2 separate regions of the Homo sapiens genome follow, and region 2 is linked to region 1. A link is a contact called in ENCODE Hi-C or POLR2A ChIA-PET data. All regions are on one chromosome and are shown on one strand. The core of a region is the stretch at or near the end of the contact, and the rest is flanking DNA. Distances in the headings are between cores, read along the strand shown.

What was found. A loop is a pair of places that touch in the nucleus more often than their neighbours do. ChIA-PET counts read pairs that join two places held with the same protein, here RNA polymerase II (POLR2A). Pooled maps may share reads with other maps.
Region 2: a loop to region 1 is called in a pooled map, with 5 times the contacts of the local background. The contact joins the promoter of NSUN4 here to the promoter of TOE1 in region 1. A Hi-C loop is called at or near these places in 4 of 50 pooled maps. POLR2A ChIA-PET finds 5 or more read pairs at or near these places in 4 of 52 experiments (H1, HEK293T, OCI-LY7 and 1 more).

Annotation. Positions count from the first base shown.
Region 1 is chr1:45,337,821-45,342,296 of GRCh38, reverse strand. It overlaps TOE1 (target of EGR1, exonuclease), which reads right to left and starts at 2,127. Exons shown (of 8, transcript NM_025077.4): 1 at 1,993-2,127; 2 at 1,082-1,224; 3 at 954-994; 4 at 728-824; 5 at 190-348. The coding sequence starts at 2,044. MUTYH (mutY DNA glycosylase) reads left to right here and starts at 2,327. Exons shown (of 16, transcript NM_001048174.2): 1 at 2,327-2,398. RefSeq lists enhancers at 802-1,468, 1,767-2,116, 1,469-2,137, 2,138-2,805.
Region 2 is chr1:46,338,239-46,342,714 of GRCh38, reverse strand. It overlaps NSUN4 (NOP2/Sun RNA methyltransferase 4), which reads right to left and starts at 1,908. Exons shown (of 6, transcript NM_199044.4): 1 at 1,796-1,908. The coding sequence starts at 1,888. RefSeq lists enhancers at 621-710, 1,838-2,047, 2,708-3,507.

The sequences.
Region 1 (4,476 bases), core at 878-3,377:
GGAACGCTCTCTCTCTACCTTACCCAATGCTGCCCACCCTCCTCATACCAGTCTTGTTTCCCAAGCCCTGTCACTAGTGATTCCCCATACTCCCTAAGAAGCAGATTCTCCCCAGACATCCAGCCTAGGGTAGGAAGAAATAAAGTCACAGAAAGGGCAGACTCAAGGCTAGGGAGGCTAGAGGCCTACCTTGTCATTGCCCTTATGGTAGGGGATGCCTTGGGCATACTGCTGGTTGAAGTTGAAGCCATGCTGTATCAGGAACTGCACAGACTTTGGTTCTATGACATACTCCTCCATGCACAGCAGAGTGAGATTGAACACTTGAGCCAGATAGGAATGTTCACCCTGGGAGAAAGAGAAGTCTGCTATATCAAGATTTCAGAGAGCCAAGCTAGGAGGATGCAAAAGCTTAAGAATGATACAATGGACTCTGGGGACTCAGGGGGGAAAGGATGGAGGCAGGTGAGGGATAAAAGACTACGCATTGGGCACAGTGTACACTGGGTGATAGGTGCACCAAAATCTCAGAAATTGCCACTAAAGAACTTACTCATTTAACCAAACACCACCTGTTCCCCATAAACCTATTCAAATAAAAAAAAAAAAACTATCAAGTCAAAAAAAAAGATTTGGGAGAGAAATGCTTCCTATCTGATGTTCCCTAGAATCTCTCTACCCTCCACCCCACAGCCACACCTAGGATTGGGGTGAGATCAGCTCATACCTTGTCTGGCTGCCGCTTGAAGCAGGCGAGGCCCAGGGAAAGGATAGAACGGGTCCTGGCAGCATGACACACGGCCTTGTAACGTTCCTCAATGCACCTTGGGGTTGGGTATGGGGGTTGCTGTGGCTAGGAGTTAGCCTTATGAAGGACCCAAACCACCCAGGTCTGTGACCCCCCCACTCCACAGTTGAGGGCTGGCACTAAAGAGAAAAGGGCTTATACTTACTGGTTCAGCAAACTCTTCCTGTCCCCAAGCCCACTCAGCTCCTGTGGGTAGGTAAAGGGAGAGTTGTGACAGGCCTCTAGCACCAGCCCCTTCACAACCACCTGCCCTCCTTGTTTCCCAACTCTCACCGTGTCCACAGCCACGAAATTAGCTGTCTTTATGGCTAGCAGGAGGGATGGCCACATCTCCTTGAAGTTGTTGCTTTGCACATCCACTACGGGAACCTGGACTACTAGCTCCTCCCCAGATGTTGTGCTTTTGCTGACACCACCTGGGGGTTAGGAGGGTGATGGATGTTCATGCTTAAGGAAAGAGCCCAGGGGAACAGACACCAAGCTAGGCCACGGTGATGGTGGTAAGGGGGGTAGTTTCCATTGGTAGCTTTTCCCACAAGCCTTTGTAACCCACGTGTTCTACACACAGGCCTTGGAGTGGAGAATGCCCTGAATTTGGGGAGAGGAAGCCTGAGTCTTCTACTGGCTTGTATGAGCCTGGGTAAATTACTTCCCACCTCGCTTTCACAATCTGTAGAGGAGAAAGTTGGACTAGACGACCTTTGATTCTTTTTTCCCATGTCCTGCAGGAAACATTTTGTAGGGCTTGAGGATCTCAGCTCCCTTAATATCCCACAGGGATCCATACTACTGTTCTCATGGTGCCCCAGCGCCACAAGCAACAGCTCCCAGTAAGCCCCAGAGCCTGGCAGTGCCCCACACCAGAGCTCCCAATACGTCCTACCTTCCTTTGGATCACAACGCTCAATCCACTCCACTGAACTGAATCACAACTATTACTACTAACCGTTATGAGCTCCAGACTACATCTCCCGCCATGCCTCCATCAGCCCCATGCTCCCAACGCTCCAGGCTTTTGCAGCCGGAGCCGCGGTGTACAACGGAACTTGTAGTCTCCTCGTGGCTAGTTCAGGCGGAAGGAGCAGTCCTCTGAAGCTTGAGGAGCCTCTAGAACTATGAGCCCGAGGCCTTCCCCTCTCCCAGAGCGCAGAGGCTTTGAAGGCTACCTCTGGGAAGCCGCTCACCGTCGGAAGCTGCGGGAGCTGAAACTGCGCCATCGTCACTGTCGGCGGCCATGACACCGCTCGTCTCCCGCCTGAGTCGTCTGTGGGTACGCTGGACTTGCGGTCCGTCTCCTGGCGCGGTTCAGGCAGTCGGGGATGGGGCGGGGTCTCGCCGTCGGGTCGCCGATGGGTCGAACTTCCGTTCAGACGTCCCGGGTCCGGCGCGGGGAAGGCAGCCTGGCGCGCGCTAATTGCCTATTGGCCTGTGCTGCCGGCTCGCAGCCCGGGTGGACCCGAGCCACGCCCCCTGGAGTGCGCCGGAAAGCCGGGCGCGCTAGAGCTCGCGGGAGGTAATCTTTCTCTCCTGCTCTCGCGGCGGGAACGCGGGGCCTCCGTGTTCTGCTGTCTTCATCAGCGTGGGCCGCGGGTAGCGGGTAGTGGGGTGGCTGGGTTTGGGCTTTCCAGAGAAGGTGACGCTGCCTGAGCTGAGCTTAAAGCACGCCCAGGAGTTAGACTAGGAGAGGGTCGTGTGGGGGAAAGAAGGGCGTTCTGGGCATCGGTAAATTCCCAGAGAGGATGGAGAGCTCAGTGATCTCCAGAAAGTGAAAGAGGCGGGGAGTGGGCCATCGGAGGAGGCTGCCCAGGGTGTAAGAGCGACCGATTGGTAGGGAAGCTTTTGTAATAATCCAATCAAGTGATAATGTGAACTTGAATTAAGGCTGGCAGTATGGATGGCGAGGAAGGGACAAATTGTGAAGCAGCTAGGCGGTATAGTCGACCTAGAGGGTGATTGAATTTGAAAGAGGTTCCTAGGCCGGGCGCGGTGGCTCACGCCTGTAATCCCAGCACTTTGGGAGGCCGAGGCGGGCGGATTACCTGAGGTCCGGAGTTCAAAACCAGCCTGGCCAACATGGTGAAACCCCGTCTCTACTAAAAGTACAAAAAAAATTAGCTGGGTATGGTGCGGGCGCCTGTAATCCCACTACTTGGGAGGCTGAGGCAGGAGAATCGCTTGAACCTGGGAGGCAGAGGTTGCGGTGAGCCGAGATCACGCCATTTTGCACTTCAGCCTAGGCAACAAGAGCGAAACTCCGTCTCAAAAAAAAAAAAAAAAAAAAAATTCCTATTGGAGACTAGTCCCTCCGTAAACACTACGATTCCCATCCACCTCTGCCTTCCAGTGCTCCTTTGTTACTCATTGTTTATAGTTAATCTTCAGCTTCTCTCAACTGAGCCCATTTCATCATTATTCAGAACTGCTTGGGCCGGGCGCAGTGGCTTATGGCCTGTAATCATCTTAGGAGGCCAAGGTGGGAGGATCGCTTGACCCTAGGAGTTCAAGACTAGCCTGGGCAACATAGTGAAACCTTGTCTCTACAAAAAGAAAATTAAAAATTAGTTGGGCATGGTGGTGCGCACCTGTAGTCCCAGCTACAGGAGGCTGAGGTGAGAGGATGGCTTGAGCCCAGGAGGTCGAGGCTGCAGTGAGCCATGTTCTTATTGCACTCCAGCCTGAGTGGCAGAGCAGCAAAGTGAGGGACACACTGTCTCTAAAAACAAAACAAACAAACAAAAAAAAAACAAAAATAAAAAAACTCTTTGGATTTCTCCTATCCTAAAAAAGGGAAACTCTTTTGACTATCCCCCATCCCATTAATTCATTTAACAGGTATCTATTGTGTACAGTTTACCTGGCACTGACTTTGGACACACACCAATCAACAAGAGAATCAGTCCTTGCACTCAAGTCGTTTTTTACAGTCAAATTCAGGAAGTACACACTGATGGAAAGAATCAAAGTAATGTAAAATTACATTAGGTAAGAGCTACAAGGCAGAAATATGTGATAGGATAAGATGAGGGGACCTGATTTGGACATTTCAGTCAAGACTTGAAAAATGATAAGGTGTTAGGTAAAAGCATAAAAGAGTCCAAACAGAGGAAATGGATTGTGTGAGGCCCCAAGGTGGGCAGACACACTTGAGGTGTTTAAGCAACTAAATTCAGTCAACCTTGGCTAGAGCATAGTGAGGGGATGAGGCGGATGGTGCCCGGATCACTGGACCTGCAAGGCTGTAGTAAGAGGACTGCCTTCTAAGAGCAAGGGTGTGGCAGCCAAATCCCTCCAATGGCCTATAAGGTACTTTGTGACCCTCCTCTCCCCACCTCATCTGGTTTACTTCTCTGACCTCTTCTACCACTCAGTCCCATCTCATTCCATTCTAACCACATTGACCTACTTACTGTACCACAGACATACCAGGCACCCTCCTTGGGGCCTTTGCACTCACTTAGAATGCTTTGGGTCTACCTTGACCACAGTCTTTAAAATTGCAACATTAAACCCCACCTTGGCACTCTTTTTTTTCCCCTCTTGGTCTAATTTTTGCTTTTTATGCTAATATTTATCACCTAACATCTTATGGAATTTACTTATGTTCATTATTCCTTTTCTGTCCCCATTAGAATATAAGCTCCCTGAGGGCAGGAACTTTTGATGTTTTA
Region 2 (4,476 bases), core at 659-3,158, 1.0 Mb before region 1:
AGCTTCTGCGGGGAAGTGACTGGGGTGGAGATATAAACTGGTTGCCCAGGGGTGAAGGGAAGGAAAGGACAGAATGAGGACCATGGGGACGAGATGGTTCCTGGGAACAGGGGGGACCAGAAGTTGTGGTGTCCGGGGTTAGGATGAGGTAAGAGTTCCCAGTTGCCTCCCAGGAGAGAAGGGACTCAATGCAAGCCTTCCTGGGAGCCTGGGACTGGGGTGAGCAAGGAGAATCAGTACTCCCGGGGCACAGGCAGATGGCATAGCAAGGACTCCCAGGGGTAGGTATGTAGGCCTCTGAGGAAAGATGGGAGTAATGATAAGAGCCCTCCTGAGGTGAGCTGGGAGAGCCAGGCATGCCTGCCTGAGAAGAGAGTGGGAAGCCACAACAATTTTTCTCAAGGGGCAGGTCAAGCTGTGGTTTGGGTTCACAAGAGTCTAGAGGCTTAAGGCTGCCATGGTAAAAGCTGCCAGTAGGTGGGGAAGATGCTGGGGAGAGAAGGGGGTCATTATAACTTCTCCCTGAGAACCAGTGAGAGGGCAGAGAGATCATCAGCCCAGTTTCCAAAACTCTGTGAGAAAGGGTTGGGGAGGCCATAGGACTAGTTTCCACCGGCCGGCGAGCAAGAGGAGGTGAAATCGTGAGGCAAGTTCCCGGGGTCCTATGTGTAGGAGGAGGCGAAATCATGGGTCCAGTTTCCAAGGGTACATGAGTGAGCTGAGGGGAGGTCACTGGGCTCGTTCCCGGGGACTGATGAGCAAGGGGAAAGGAGGTTGCCGGGCTGGTTCCAAAAGCTGAAGGCCATCCGCTAGAGTAACAGAGATTAGTGTGCTGGTCACAGTACGTGCCTTGAAGACAGGGACGCCGCATTCTGGAGGGACTCATCCAGCTGCAATAAGGTGTCCGCTGACAGAGAGGGGGTGACCCCGGAATGCTGAACTGCTCAAAATAAGGGCTGGAGAGTGGGGAACCCGAGTGGCAGGGCTAGCGGCAGTAGGTCCTTTCCAGGAGTGGGGAAGAGGACTCAAAAGACCATCTCCCTGAGTGCGAGGAAGGTTGTGGGGGTGGAAGAGATGGTGGAGGTGGCGAGGGAATCGGCTGGGGTGGGCAGGGGGGCGTGCCGGTCATAGAAGAAATTCCAGGGCTTCCAGTGAGGCAAGAAAAAGGGTCTCTGGAGAAGCAAGGAGAGTCCAGAGGATGAGAGGATTCGTTGCACCTTTTGCCAGGGTTTGGGCCGGCAGTATGGACAGGGTGGTCGCTGTAACCTTGCCCGGTCGCCAGAGGCAGCTCGAGGTTGAGGAAGGGGCTGAATCCTTTCCTGCAAGGCGGCGGAGACCCAGGAGTGCAGGCAAGGTCGCTATGGTATTTTCCGAGGGGTGAGGGCGACCGGGCTGGAAAATCAATGAGGAAAGGAGAAGTCATGTGGGGGAAGAATGGGCAAGGGAAAGGGGGAGGGGAGGGAGGGAAGTAAAAGGGGGAGTGGGGGACAGAAAGGTAGGTGGACACAGCTGGGGAACAAGAGACAGTGACATCACTAAAAGAATGAAGGCGAAGGTGATGACGCAACTTGGGCGGAGTCAGGAGACTGCAGACGTAACAAGTGGAAGACACTAACGCTCGGGACATAGAGTGCGGACAGAGGCGGTGACGGAAAAGACGAGAGAGGGAGGTGCCTAAGGACGTTCCGTGGAGTGCTTGGGAAAGACGCTAGGCGTTCTAGAGGGCCGGGAAACGGAAAGACTGGAGAAGTTTCCACCCTCACTTTTCCCTCCTGCGCCCCCAGCCGGACCTTACCCATTTCTTCTTATATCGATGTCTCCGCGGGACCGTCGCGAGGTCCACACGCTTCAGCAGCTCCCGGACACCCCTCAGTGTCAGCGCAGCCATATCGGCGTGCTCCACGGGGTAATTCCGACCGGAACCGCGACAGGAGACTCGCGTGTTCCGGGGAGGTGGTGAGCGCCACCCGGCGGGACACGAGCGAAAAAAGGGAAAGGAAATACATCTGACGCTCTCCCAGGACTCCGCGCGCCTCTACAGACTCCGCCCAGCCAGGAGTCCCCTGAAGGCTGCTGGAAAAAGAGCAACCTGGCACCCGGAATAATGACTCTGCCTGGATGCTTAGAGCAGTGCGAGGGACTCCCAAGAAGCCCCTAGCCCACTTGGGGGACCAGGGAGGATTAGGAGTTGGTGGTTGAGTACCGAAAGAGTTAGCTAGGCGAAAAGGGGCGGGAAGGGCCTCCTAGGCCGAAATTGCATGGAGGAAGATCCTTAGGTAGAGGAAAATGAGACCAGGCTTGTAGGCAGAAGCAGATTTGCAGTGAAACAAATGAAGCTTAAGTTTCGGGACCTGGCCGGGCGTGGTGGCTCACGCCTGTAATCCCAGCACTTTGGGAGGCCGAGGCGAGCAGATCACGAGGTCAGGAGATCGAGACCCTCCTGGCTAACACGGTGAAACCCCGTCTCTACCAAAAATACAAAAAATTAGCCGGGCGAGGTTGCTGGCGCCTGCAGTCCCAGCTACTCGGGAAGCTGAGGGATGGCGTGAACCCGGGAGGCGGAGCTTGCAGTGAGCCCAGATCGCGCCACTGCACTCCAGCCTGGGCGACAAAGCGAGACTCCGTCTCAAAAAAAAAAAAAAAAAAAAAAAAAGTGGAGGCGTGAATAACCCACCCCTTGTTTAGCGTACCATCAAGAAATAACCATAAAAATGGGCAAGCAGCCCTTGGAGCTGCTCTATCTATGGACTATCCATTCTTTTATTCTTGTACTTTAATAAACTTGCTCTCACTTTGCATTGCGGACTCGCCCTGAATTCTTTCTTGTGCGAGATCCATGAACCTCTCTTGGGGTCCGGATCGGGACCCCTTTCTGGTAACAATGCCTGTAATCCCAGCCAATCTCCCTGCCTTTTGATCTCCCTGCCTCACTCCTACCCACCCTGATAATTGGCTGTTGAATGATCATTTAAAAACACAGTTTCTGATCATGTCCCTCCTCTCCACTGGATCCCTACTGGTGATGTCAAATGTTGTGGGGCCTAACGCTTCCGCAATTTGAGAAGACATAGTTAAGAAAAATAATACAAAACTTGGCCGGGCGCGGTGGCTCACGCTGCCCCCAGCCGAAAGCTTTTTCTTATTTGGCATTTGAATGTGGAATTTTGGAATTTTCTTATTGGCAACAAATACTGTCAGTTATTTTCCTTGAAGTGACAGGCTCACTTTGTTCATTTTTCAAGAAAAAGGCTGGCCGGCACTGTGGCTCATTCCTGTAATCCTAGCACTTGGGAGGCCGAGGTGGGTGGATCACCTGAGGTCAGGAGTTGGAGACCAGCCAGGCCAACGTGGTGAAACCCAGTCTCTACTAAAAATACAAAAATTAGTTGGGCATGGTGGCTCATGCCTGTAATCCCAGCTACTTGGGAGGCCGAGGCAGGAGAATAACTTGAAACCAGGAGGCAGAGGTTGCAGTGAGCTGAGATCATGCCACTGCACTCCAGGCTGGGCAACAGAGTGAGACTCTGTCTCAAAAGAAAAATTCTAGTATATTAAAATATAATTGATTTTTTCTGTTGACCTTGTATCCTGAGACCTTCCTAAACTCAATTATTACTTTTGGTAACTTTTTGGAAATCTGTTCAGGTTTTCTATGCATATGGTCATGTCTTTTGTAAATAAAGACACTTTAACTTCTTTCTTTTCTATCTATATCCCTTTTTTTTTTCTTTGCTTTATTCCACTGGCTAGGACTTCCAGTACACAGTTGAATGTAAGTGGTGATGGTAGGCATCCTTGCCTTGTTCCCATTCTTAAGAAGAAAGCATTTAGTACTTCACCATTATATATGATGTTAGCTGTAGTTTTGTGTGTGCGTGTACCTGCATGTGTATAGATGTCCTTTCTTAGGTTTAGAAAGTTCCCTTCTGTTCCTAGTTTGCTGAGATTTTAAAAAATCATGATAGTTGTTGATTTTCCTTAAGTTTTTTTTTTTTTTCTGTTAAGATGATCATACAGTTTTACTCCTTTTTTTTTTTTTTCTTTTTGACGGAGTTTCGCTCTGTCACCAGGCTGGAGTGCAGTGGTGCCATCTCGGCTCACTGCAACCTCCGCCTCCTAGGTTCAAGCAATTATTCTGCCTCAGCCTCCTGAGTAGCTGTTATCACAGGCATGCACCACCACGCCTGGCTAATTTTTGTATTTTTAGTAGAGATGGGGTTTCACCGTGTTGGCCAGGCTGGTCTCGAACTCCTGATCTCAGGTGATCCGCCCACCTCCCAAAGTGCTGTGATTAGGTGTGAGCCCCTGCGCCCAGCCAGTTTTACTTCTTTATTCCATTACTATGATGCATCATGTTGACTGACTTTTCAATATGAACCAACTTTGCATTCTTGTAAAAAACACATCAATTCATGATACAAATACAGTATTTTTTTTCTTTTAGACAGAGTCTTGCTCTGTCACCCAGGCTGCAGT